3 separate regions of the Homo sapiens genome follow, and regions 2 and 3 are each linked to region 1. A link is a contact called in ENCODE Hi-C or POLR2A ChIA-PET data. All regions are on one chromosome and are shown on one strand. The core of a region is the stretch at or near the end of the contact, and the rest is flanking DNA. Distances in the headings are between cores, read along the strand shown.

Region 1 (4,125 bases), core at 413-2,912:
ACATCTTAGCATTTGTGCCAGAATTAACCCAACACTAGGGTAATAATCATGGAGATGAGGGACTCTGTGCAAAGTGCATTACATTATGTGGGGTGTGGGATCAGGGGAGCGTGTTCAGGGTGGACAAAAGGGCTGCTGTGGGTATGTGATGGGGTTTCAAATCATGGCCAACTACAAAGAGAAAATTAAGCTGGTTTCTGCTGCAGTCAAAGGAAAATCAGAATTTCATTAAAGATCTACTCAACTGTTATCTTCCTTCAGGCATCTACAGATACTAAACTGGGCCCCAGTTTCCTTCTTACTAGTGATATCACCTCAGTGGTCAGGGAAATTCATAAAACTGCACATTTTCTTCCTGTTTTTTGTCAACAATGGAAAAAAAAGCTCCTGCCCTATCAGAACAACGAAGGCACTTGAATGAGACCTGGGGAGTCTATTGTAAATAATACTCCTCTCTACATGTGTACAATGCCTGTGGCTTTCAAAACACCTGTCTTCCCAATCCCCTTTGGCCGAATTGGAATACCCAAGTCCATTCCAAATGCCTGATTTAGAAATGTTTTCTGAGTCCAATTTCTTACAGGGAATAATGCAGCGTTATTAGAAATGTCAAGTAAACTAGGATGCTTTTTCAAATAGAGGCATAAGCTCCCTGAAATCTCATCTTCAAGGGAGACAGAATGCTCAATAAATGAGATCCTTTCAGCGCTTATGCAGTTAGAGGCCTGGATTTCCCAATGTTGGGCTCCAACAGGAATTGGCTAGTTGGGGTTGGCTACTGCTGCCCTGGGGCAAAAGAAGCACTTCATCTCTCCTCCTTTTCTGACCATGCATCTCAGGCCATCTCCCAAAGCAAACATTTCCAGGTGGATGTGGCCCTAAGGCAGCTCCCACACTAAACTGCCCAGTCTCCACTTGAAACTGACTTCTTCCAAGTCCAAGAGCAGACAGTACTGTCGGATAATTCACTCAGGGCCTTAAAATACCACCTCTATCCTGACGATGGCCACATTAATGTTTTTAACCCAGACCATCACTCCTGAATTTCAGATTGCAATATCTACCTGCCCAAACTTCACAGGGCCAAAACCAATCTCTGGATCCTCACCCCTCCTCCCCGTGTCTCACCTGTTCCCATGATGGGAAACACACATTCTCTCTTTCCAGTTGTTCAGGCCAACCTGTGTGTTCCCTGACTCCTTGTTCACAGCCCACATCCCACCCACCCATACATGCTTCTGGATTTACCCCAGGTAGCCAGAAACCAACAACCTCCACTGCCACCCCGGCCCTACAGCAAGGTGATCCTGTTGGAACTGATGTTAGAGCACGCCACTCCCTGTTTTGCTCAGCTGACAGCTCTAAAGTTCTGTAATGACCAACACGTTGTCACTTTATCCATATCTACTCATTTAAGGAGCACTTCAGTGGATCTCAGGCATCAGGCACAGGTCTGAAGTCACACCCTTGGAGGAGTCGTTCGAATCTAGTTGGAACCCCAGGGACCAGGTTCTTCAGACCATCCACCCAGAACACGAGTTCTCTCTCCAAACCTTCAAACACCAAACCACATGGTGCCCAGTGTTAATATGGGGGGTGGGGGGGCACAATGGCGCTATCTCAGGGGACTCGAGAAACCAAGCCCTGTTCTGTCACCTTCTCAGAGAAATAGAAAGCATCACATGATGGCTCCGTCTGCAGCATTCGGAGGTGCAGCTTCCTGTTTAGTCATAGAGTTTCACTCTTTGTCAGCTTCTTTGTGGAAGACAGAGGCAGGGCCTGTCTTCATTCAACTGAGGCCCGAAATCAACTCGGGACCAGGCCACCGCCAAACACCCTCCTCCGCAGGTGGCTACTCGCTCTGCCTTCCTTCATCCTCACAGACATCTCCGGGGGTGGTGGTGAGAGTTCCATTTCTCAGGTCAAGTTAGTAAGGCAGAGAAAGATGGGGCGACTTGTCCAGGAACAGCCTCCTAGCATTGGGTAGAGACCAGATGTGGCCCCAGCTCTATGGGTACTAGTCCTGGGCTAGGGTTTCCCCAATTTGAAAGATCTTCTGGCTGCCCTGGGGCCTCTGTTAAAATGTAGACTCACATCAGAAGCTGTTGGAACATAAGCACTTCAACAGTGCCTCTGCCTCAGTCTCCCCAGCCACGAGATGGGGATGAGAACACTTCCTTGGCAAAGTCACTGAGGATTAAATGAGATGCTATAGGCCAGGCACAGTGGCTCATGCCTGTAATCCCAGAACGTTGGGAGGCCGAAGTGGGTGGATCACTTGAGGTCAGGAGTTTAAGACCAGCCCGGCCAATATGGTGAAACCCCGTCTCTACTAAAAATACAAAAATTAGCTGGGTGTGACGGCAGGTGCCTGTAACCTCAGCTACCTGGGAGGCGGAGGTTGCAGTGAGCTGAGATGGTGCCACTGTACCCCAACCTAGGCAACAGAGCAAGACTGTCTCAAAAAAATAAAAATAAATGAGATGCTATAGCTGGCTCATTGGCATGTGTTTATTAAGCCCACAATATGGTCCCCTAAAGAAGATGGAAGAGAAAGAGACAAAGACCAGTCTAAAAGAGGCCATTCCAATAACCAAGGATACCATTCTGTTTCCCTACATATTTAAATGGGAGGTAAGTCCATTGATCCACGTGAATGTGCTGGTCAGTTGTCAGTAATATGGAGATGCGGACGTCAAGAGAAAAGGCAGTATTTAGACTTACTACATGGTCCCTAAGTGTCATCTACAAATCCTCCCAAAGACACAGGGGTACCTCAAAAACCACAATTACTTTTGCGCCAACCTAATACAAGGTTACAGCCTAAGACCTATACAGTGGCCTTGCATTTTTACCCCAGGCATAAACTGGTGAGTCATCCCACTGATCCTATGGACTAGGTGATAATTTAAGATGTAAATTAGAAGTGGTTCACTGATGAGCTTAATCAATGGTGATAATTTTCATAAAAACACAAGGTGTCAACAAATAGCCATTACAGACAAAAGTACAGACCCAAGAATCTGTCTCCTTGACAAATATACAACTAGCTTCCCAGACTTCTGAGCTCACAGGCATGCACGTTTGAATGGGATGGAATTTAAGGGAAACCCTGCGTGCATCTCCGTGGTGGAACCAATGGGAATCAGGCACTGGTCTAAGGGACGTCCAGTTTTGTGTTTCTACAATGCAAGTCAGATGTCCCCTCCTAGCCAGTGTAGAATATGCTACCATCATCTCCATTGTCTGCTTTTTTGCAATGATTGCACATCAACTTACAATCTACGGAGAAACAATTGGTGACTTTCTCAACTAAGCTGCCCGACAAGGAAGGACTAACCAACTGTGTAAACTCAGACCTGAACTGCCCATTTCTATTCTCCAATTCAGCAGAATTTCTTCTGATTACATGCAACTAAGCTGCACCTCTCCTATCAAGCAACCACACGGCTTCTAAAGTAGCAACCACAGGCAGGAAAGCATTCTAAACAAACCACAGTTTACTTCCTTGTCCTTCAGCCAGTTCATCACCACCTCGGCCCCAACCCTCTGCTAAGAAACATCAGCCAACAGCACAAGCCCTGCAAAATAACTTGCTGCCTTTGGAAAAAAAAAAAGGCAAAAGAAAAGCACTTGTTACTATATTGAATTGAGACATAGGAAACAAACAGTAATTCAAACCCACAAATCAGCCTGTGATCACAAATGAGATAATAAAATAAATACCTGAGTTTTGGGGAAGACATATACCATAAACCCCCTCTGGGGGTTAGAGGAATTAACCAAACATTTCTTTTAAGACATTTGAGTATATGCCTCTTTGCTTATCCAAGAGAGATGGAATTGTAAGCAGGTCAGACACTCCCAGGTGGATTAGCAGGTGGGAGCAGTAAGAAAGATTTCCACCCTAACTTGCTTTGCTCATGTCACAGAATCATGCAAAACCTCCCCCTCTTCTGGGAGAAGGGGCAAAACCCCTGGCCTGGCTTCATAAAGATATTTCTTCAAATACCAACATGGCCCCTGATTCTTAGAAAGAATTCACTGGATATTTATTGAATTTCCAGTCCAGTCTCCATCTCGCCCTCCCATAAGTTCACCTTCCAGATCATTCTATGTTTACCC
Region 2 (4,125 bases), core at 881-3,380, 1.7 Mb before region 1:
CAACAAAAGCATGAGCTCAGGAAGAAAAGGGAGTGGAGGGGATAAGAGCAGGGGAGGGGGACCAAACCCAACTTTGCCTCCCTTCCCCTTCCACGAGCAGCCTGGTGGCTGGCTTGTTCCGTGTGTTCAGTAACATTTGCAAGGACCAAAAAAATCACTAATTCCTAAGATTGCTGTTACTCTCAAACAAAAGTCAATTCCCAAGCCCACACACCCCACAGTCAAGCTGAGAGTTAAAACTCAGAAAACTCAAAGGCCTTAGGATACTGACCCTATGCTGGCAACCACATAGCTCAGAAATGCAACAAATATTAAATTATGGTGTCCTGTAATGGATTTACACTTTACTTTTAAATATTAACAAGACGGCCACAGGGAGTAAGTTTATCAAGGGATAAGAATCCTAACAGTACCTCCTAGTTCACTCAGAGGCCAATTAACATTTCCCACCACGCCCAACAACAAGGCTCCTGGGGGTGTTCAAAGTTGCTTATGACCCTGTGGAGCTATCAGCAGGTACCTCTGCCCCAGAACCTATTATGAGCAATGCACTAGGGGCTCGGTGCACAAGGAAACACCTGAACTACAACTACCCAAGCAAATATCATATCTTTGTAGGTTGTCGGGTTTCTTCAGCTGTCTGAAGATACAAAACCTCATGTGACTGTTTGATTTTTAGTCTCTTCTCACCTTGGTCTTCCTTTCTCACAGTTATTTTTAAAATCAGCAACTGGCTAATATTTGAAAACTGTCAGTAGCCAACTGTCCGTTTCACAATTAGATCACTGTTCAAAAGGAGCAGAATTTTCAACTCTAGACTTTAGTTCAACAAGCTAGCAAATCATTACAGGAATGAGTGACTTCATCTTTACAGCTGGGTCGCTGCACTATGAGGCTACACTAAAATATACCTAATTGTTGAATTCCAACATGTCTGTAGGCCCTCCCCGCATCTTCAAGGTTAGAGTTTTTATTATTGCATCCTCCCCCAACCCAACCCCCCCAGACAAAGCTTGGCATTTTCGGAATCCCTACTCATAAAGTGACTCAGTCCACCGATGGGCCAACTGACAAATCCTTAAGGGATTAAGATATTACCAGGTAAAAAGTGACTTTTAAAAATGTACATAATACATATATATGTAGAGAGAGAGAGTGTGTGTGTGTGTGTTACAGGAAAGCTATTAACTATACTATGAATAAAACAAAATTTCACTGAAAATAAAAGTGATCAGGTAGCACTGACTACAACCTTCTAAATTCCCCCTAAATGAATCCACAGAAAGACTTTCTTGAAGGGTCTTTTGCTAATTTGCGGTTAGAACACAACACACTCAAGAAAATGATGCTCACAGCAGGACACTAATACTAAGTAATTTCTGAGATTATGTCTGCATTTGTGCTAAATAATTTATGCTAGGAGCAGAAATAAAAGCAGAGATGAAGTTAAGCTATTGATTGAAGACTGTGCTAACCCCATTAAAAATAAAGAGAGGTATGAATGTGTGCCTTCACAACTCAGCTCAGGATATACTTGCCAACTGAGCTCTTCCTTCCGTAAGAAGGCCCATTGCTCTTGGCTACTGCGCAGGGGCTATGAAGGCCCCATGGTTCTAGGACTAGAGCAGATGCGTACAAACTCCCTAAAGTCACAGGAAGGAAGGGGAGGCACAACTGGAGAGAAGTTGGTGAACTGCCTCTCTGGCCCATAGGGGCATGAGGGCGGGGGGCACAGAATAAAACCATAAAGCAATAATTTTCACTATTTAAAAGAACAAGTCTAAATGGCACACATCCTCTGTGTCTAAGATGACTAGCACTGCTGTTTTTTGATGAGTCATCAAGGGCAGTCATGCTGAAAAGCAGGGATACTTCTGTATTCCACCTATGTAATCATTCCAAAATTATGGGATTGGAACATTACAATACCTATGATGTATGTCCTTATATTTGTATGTGTTTGTGTGCTTACCCTTAAGTGGTGTTTTTTGTTTTGTTTTGTTTTTGCTGACTTCTTTGTTCTAGGGGGTATTTCTGCAGCCTTCTCAGAAAAACCTCAGGGTATTAGAGAAGGTACAACTTGCTAATGGCATCTGGTGAGCATGGGCTGGAAGGGGAACCACCGGGAAACACAGTTGTCAATAACCACACCCGCTATGGTGCAAACATGACCCACATACAAACTGAAGTACAAGTACAACCCCTCCCAAAAGTCTAGCCCTAAGATAATAGCACAGAAACTAAGCCTAACAAGGTGCTTGGAACCTCTTCCTACCTGCACCAACCACCCTCTGCACACCATCCCCAGCAAGACCCCCTGCCTCCAACTCCCCTAAAGCAGCATTTCCAGGATAGCACTATTCTTTAATCCACTGACAACTTTGGCACTGGCTAAGGCTTACTATTTTTATCCCCTTTCACACCATTCTCTGAGCAGAAATGCTAGGTGCAAACATTTGTTGGTAATTATGTTAAAGTAAGTCTTCTTAAGAACAAATGGTAAAATGAATACATGAAAACTTTGCAATCTATTTTTGAAGAATTGTCTGCAAAAAGAGTGGAAATTGAGTTTTTCTTACGCAGCTGAAAGGATAAAACAAAAATTACATATAATCAGAACACAATATAAAATAAGGATCGTACTCCCCCAAAATTACATCTGTATTTGGCTGTGAGAGGTGAAATATCTTTGATTGATTGATTGATTGATTGATTTTTGGGATGGAGTCTCACTCTAACGCCCTGGCTGGAGTGCAATGGTGCAATCTCGGCTCACTGCCATCTCCGCCTCCCAAGTTGAAGCAATTCTCCTGCCTCAGCCTCCTGAGTAGCTGGGATTACAGGCATGTGCCACCATGCCCAGCTAATTTTTGTATTTTTTAGTAGAGACAGGAGTTTCACCATGTTGGTCAGGCTGGTCTCGAACCCCTGACCTCAGGTGATCTGCCCGCCTCAGCCTCCCCAAGTGCTGGAATTATAGGCGTGAGTCATCACGCCCAGCCTGAAATATCTTTTAAATCTTGTTAGCATGTGCTCTGAAAGATATGTTCCACCTTAGGACAAACAGCAAACAAACTTTATTTCTTCAGAACACAGCAAATGGCAGGGTAGAGAATCAAATGACACTGGAAGTGGGGCCTTGATCTCACCCCTCCTGATATGGCAAGCACACAGGGCCTAGAGTCCTGGGCTAAACTAAAAGATGAAGGTCAACTTGGTTACTAATTTCGCAGAGCAAGTCCAAGGCAATCAAAATAGAAAAGCAAAACCAACCCTGGAACTCACAAAGGACTGGACACATGTCATGGAATTATTTATAGTCTAGGACAGGTGAACAATAATTTGGCTGGACAAGAATGCAGGCCCTTTTCTGAGTTCACTCTCACTGTTCCAAGAATGAAGATGTCTTGCTATTCTAGCTGCAAGACAGGCACCAGCCATGAGTCCCTACGTGGTGGTGTGCATGCTGCCTCTGAAGGACAAGCCTCATAATTATCTGGCCAAGATATCTTGAAAGAAGCCTACTAATGCATAAAATACATAATCACTGAGCCCTGGAAGCCATCCAGGTACCCTCGGGCCTTTGGGAGTTGGACAGACATGTAGCAAGGACACATTCTCTCAAACTTCCTCCTAACACAAGCCTTAATCAATATTAAGGGTTAAAAGGTTTCATTTAACTTCGATAAAGTAGGTATTAGTACTCTCATAGAAAAACAAGCTGAGACTCAATCACTGCTTTCATTTGGCTTAACAGCTCACTACTAGGCTTGCTACTAAGACCTTGAAGATCCTTGGCTTCCATATCCACTTCAATATAAACATTGTTAGTGCTGTTACTGGTAATGGGGGCTGGGGGGAATCCCCAGGGTTCCTGGAGCACAAAGCAAAGTTCCCTCCATTCTCCTAATTACATTAATTTAATCCCTTGCCCACTACATGATTACATTAAAAGGGGCTGGGGGTGGGGAGGGTAACATAAAGCCAAGACCCAAAGTTAACCACAATACAAAAGGAGAGAAGAATGGATACTATGATCTTCCTTTTAAACTTTCATTATAGCTGACTGCAGAACTGCTGGGATGACTCAATAGATTATGGGAAATGGCCTAAAAGTCTACTGGA
Region 3 (4,125 bases), core at 972-3,471, 1.3 Mb before region 1:
CTGAAATGTCACTTTCCTGACCACCTCTCCAGACACTATCACATCACACAATTTCCTCCATAGCACTTACTGCTATCTGAAATTGTCTTATTTACTCCTTAACAGCCTTCTCTCCCTGACTTGAATGGAAGCTCCCGAAGGATACAGACTATGTCCATTTTGTTTGCTATCCACGATGGGACATAATAGGCCCTCAGTAAATATCTGTTGAATAAACAGACAAAAGAATTTTGGGAAGTCCATTTTAGGGCACCTCAAAGCCTGTCCTATGTTATCTAAACCATGCCAAGTGCTCTTGTATTCCACTAGACAGCAGCTGACATTTTATCTGATCACCATAGCCATTTATGAAGCACTCACTTTTTAACTGTCAGGGTCTGGAGAAGTTAGAACCGGGCAGCTGTTAACCCAGATTGTAGGTAGCCAACCGAGTGACTGCAAGCAGGGCTGAGCTGCAACAGCACCTTATTGCTGGCTACCACCAGCACACTGGGCCCCTTCGTTTATTACGACCCGGTAGGAGTGTTATTCTGGTGAGAAGTTTTACCCAGCAGTCTGGCCTGACTCAGAATCTCTCTTCTGGGAGTGCCTGGGGCAGCGTCATGGTAAATGAATTGACTCAGCACTGTTCCAGCTGAAACCAAAATCGAGTAAAAGGATTCATGGTCTCCGCTATTCTGCAAGAAGACCCCACTGTTTTAAACTCAAAAGGCAGCAGCTTGTGGTGGGTCACTTCAGTCAGATCCCCCACATTCAATTTCTTTTATTCCCACCCCAACCATCAGGCAAGTATGGCTCCTTGAGACCGCAGAGTAGCAACATTTATAAAGAATTCCCCTCACCCTATTTCCCATGGATCACCAATTCCTTCCCAACACTGCCGCTGCTGTGGCCTTAAATATGCCAATGATTGCTGTACTCAGGCTGGTGTCCCTGCAGCCCCACAGTGGGGAACACTGTGGCCCTGTTTGCTTCCTCCATCAGAGAGGTAACCCATTTTCACCCCATCTGAGAGAACCTCCTTGGCCAACTTCACTGCCAGGCACCTGAGGGTGCAGCCTCACCCAAGAGTTCCCATTTCATCTATTCACCTCCCTACTCCCATCAGCCAGTGGGGAACTTCTGAGCTGAACCCACATATCTGTCCCAATTATTAAAGGAGTCGATGAGAGTGAGCGTCTCCACAGAAGAGACACTTCTAGGATATGCTTCCCTCACTCAATTCAAAAAGAGGAGACTTTTCTCCTTTACAGGAAACATCTCCGGAACCCGACCTTTTCCACTCCCTCATTTCAGGGGCTTCCCTCAGTTGAATCCCCACTCCCAAAGAGACATCCTCGGGGCTCCCAATTCATCTGTTCTCCCTCATCCAATATCAGAGGCTTCCACCAACTGCCCCACTCGGACCTTGTCCCCTGAAACCTAACTTGAAGCAATCCATCTGTATCCTCGAACAGGAGACTGGTAATGATGGGGTCATTTCACTATCACCGCTATTAGGTCCCTCTGGCATCTGAATCCTTTTCCCTCCTCTCACTTATCATGCGGAGACCCCCTTCATTCTCCCCAAAAGCAGCTGCTCCAAGGCTCCTCCTTTCTAGTCAACATAGCTATTTCCTCAGCTAACCCCATCTCTAAAACTAACGCCGGAGCCGTTCCCTCAACCGATAGGGGATCCTCTCAAGTCACCCCCTCAGGATCCCGTTTCTTCCATCCAGCCTGAAGGGCTTCTCTGATGTCCCCTCCAGACATCCCAAGGCCCCTCTCAGCCGCACCCCTGGCACCCAGTATGGGACTTCCATCCGCTGTGGGGCGCCTCCTCTAGGGGACCTCTAGATCGCCCCTTAAGAGTCGCCAGCCCCGGTATCCTCAGGAGTGCCTCGGAGCTCGCTCCTCGCCCACTCCGGCTCCCCCAGACAGCACAGAGGGCCCTCACGCCTCCCGGGGGAGCCTCAGGGCCTCGCCGCGCCGCCCACAGGCCCCTCAGCCCCCCGCCCGTGCTTCCGGCCACCGCCTGCTCCTCCTCCCCCGGTCAGGCCGCGCCGGTGGCTGCCGCGGAGCCCAGCAGACAGAGGCGGCGCGGGGACCCTGGCTCCGCTGCAGGAGGCTTTGAGGGTCCCCGGCCCCCGGCCCAAGCCCATGCCCCCTCGGCCGGCCGGGCCCGGCGCCCCCGCTCACCCGAGCCCGTGGTGGCTGCCATCTTGCGTCGCTCTTGCTTGAAGGCCGGCCCCTTCTTCACCCCCCCCTTACCCGTCCCCCGGCCCTGATGCGCAGGCGCGCGCGCACGCACATACGCCGCCGCTGACGCCCGCCCCGGAGACCTGCACGACCCGTGGCCTGGAAGGCTCTTTTCCTTCCCTTTTAGAGAAAGGAAATATCTGCGTGCTCGAGGGCCCAGCAACCTGCAAGTCCCCACACATCGGGTGCGAGGGAGGTTGTGATGTGCTTAGTGAGAAGGGCAGGGGTGACTAGGCTTGGGAAGGCGCGATTGTGAAAGAAAAAGAAAATATAGCTTCAAACAAAAGCGCCGAATTCGCTTGGGGCTTTTTCCTGTCTAGTTCCTATCTAGATCCTCACCACATCTCCGCAAGGTCAGAATTAATGTGAAAAATGCAGCCGAGAGAGATCAAGCGATTTATCTAAACTCAGCTGTTAAGTGGCAGAGACAGGCAGAATTTTAACCTCCAGGTTCAAATTTTTTGAATCATCACCCTCCAGGTCAGATGATCTGGCTCCTAGGATTGATGCTCCCCGGCCAGAGAAGGCTTGGAGTGGGTGCAGCTAAATGATTTAGGGGCATTAAGGTGGCAGGGAAAGCATTTGCTAACCATCTACCCAATTCATTCATTCATTCATTCATTCATTCGTTCATTCATTCATTCAACCAAACAAACAAACATTAAGCACCTACTATGTACCAGACACTGTGCTAGGCGCTGGGGATGGATAGACATCTCTGAAGAAGCAAATCCCTGCTTTCAGGGACTTACATTCTAGTCGTAGACAGCAAGTAAATAAACAGGAAACTATAATTCTGATAGGGTAGAGATAAACCAAGACAAGAGCAGCAGAGGATGGTCAGGAAGGGCCTCCTAAGGTGGTCATATTTCAGCAGAGACCGTAACAATGAGGAGGTAGAGGGAACAGCTTGTGCAAAGGCCCTTGGGAAATATTTTTGCAAATAAATAAACCCAAGAAGGTACTCCTCCTTTATTATAAATTGTCTGAGAAGCCCTTATATGGATGTAGACACTGAGGCTGAGAGAGGTGAAGGGACTGGCTTAAGGTCACAGAGCAAAATACTGGCAGAAGGACCAGGACTCTAAACATAGAGGGACAAGGAAGCTGGAAGCCCTCACCCAGCACATCCAATTCATCACCTTTGTCTGATAGCAGTGCCTACTCTGCATCTCTCCACTCCGTTCACTTCTCCACTCAGGGCAAGCTGCCTTTATCTCCCACTTGGAAGACCCCAGCAGCTTCCATTCTCTCCCCTATGGCCCATTCTCCATATAGACCAACATCTGCTCAAAACACCCTCCAGCTAAAGCCTTCAGTGGCTCCCCATTCCCTCTGGATAAAATACAAACTTTACAAGTTGAGCGACCATAGAATTATCACCTAATGAGGACACACATCAGATTAAAAGGGGACTTATTATAATCTCACCAGGACAAGTGGAAACCAGGGCTCTCCAGGGCAAAGCAGGATGCCTGGACACCCTGTGCACCAGGCTCTGCACCCAGGGCAGGGACGAGGATGGGGTGGTCAGATTTAACGGGGCTTTCACTCAGGTCCTGACTCCGCACTTGCACAGCGCTGCAGGTGAGTGACTCCTTAAAATCTGCACCCTAGGGCAGGGCATGGTGGCTCACACCTGTAATCCCAGCACTTTGGGAGGCCGAGGTGGGCAGATCACCTGAGGTCAGGAGTTCCAGACCAGCCTGGTCAACATGGTGAAACCTCGTCTCTACTAAAAATACAAAAATTAGCGGGGCGTGGTAGCACACACCTGTAATCCCAGCTACTCGGGAGGCTGAGGCAGGAAAATCGAGCGAACCCGGGAGGCAGAGGTTGCAGTGAGCTGAGATTGCACCATTGCATTCCAGCCTGGGCAACAGAGAG

What was found. Hi-C counts contacts between places; a loop is a spot of excess contacts on that map. ChIA-PET counts read pairs that join two places held with the same protein, here RNA polymerase II (POLR2A). Pooled maps may share reads with other maps.
Region 2: a map with no recorded cell type shows a loop between it and region 1 (11-fold over the local background). The contact joins two enhancer-like sites. A Hi-C loop is called at or near these places in 2 of 37 single-sample maps with no recorded cell type and 2 of 50 pooled maps.
Region 3: a pooled map shows a loop between it and region 1 (7-fold over the local background). The contact joins the promoter of UBE2V1 here to the enhancer-like site in region 1. A Hi-C loop is called at or near these places in 2 of 37 single-sample maps with no recorded cell type and 5 of 50 pooled maps. POLR2A ChIA-PET finds 5 or more read pairs at or near these places in 1 of 52 experiments (naive thymus-derived CD4-positive, alpha-beta T cell).

What each region holds. Positions count from the first base shown.
Region 1 is chr20:51,398,874-51,402,998 of GRCh38, forward strand. The region is part of intron 9 of NFATC2 (nuclear factor of activated T cells 2); the gene reads right to left. Among named protein-coding and RNA genes, the nearest start is that of MIR3194, 52 kb to the right of the region's middle. RefSeq lists an enhancer at 1,573-2,042. Within about 2 kb of position 1,663, at least 8 of the 41 ENCODE cell types and tissues checked have a DNase peak (open chromatin) inside an H3K27ac peak, as active enhancers do.
Region 2 is chr20:49,675,046-49,679,170 of GRCh38, forward strand. All of the region lies in intron 1 of B4GALT5 (beta-1,4-galactosyltransferase 5), which reads right to left. Among named protein-coding and RNA genes, the nearest start is that of B4GALT5, 37 kb to the right of the region's middle. RefSeq lists an enhancer at 1,553-1,632. Within about 2 kb of position 2,131, at least 19 of the 41 ENCODE cell types and tissues checked have a DNase peak (open chromatin) inside an H3K27ac peak, as active enhancers do.
Region 3 is chr20:50,110,929-50,115,053 of GRCh38, forward strand. UBE2V1 (ubiquitin conjugating enzyme E2 V1) reads right to left here and starts at 2,222. Exons shown (of 4, transcript NM_001032288.3): 1 at 2,179-2,222. The coding sequence starts at 2,200. The region is part of intron 5 of PEDS1-UBE2V1 (PEDS1-UBE2V1 readthrough); the gene reads right to left. RefSeq lists a silencer at 1,750-2,289 and enhancers at 2,460-2,569, 2,574-3,141.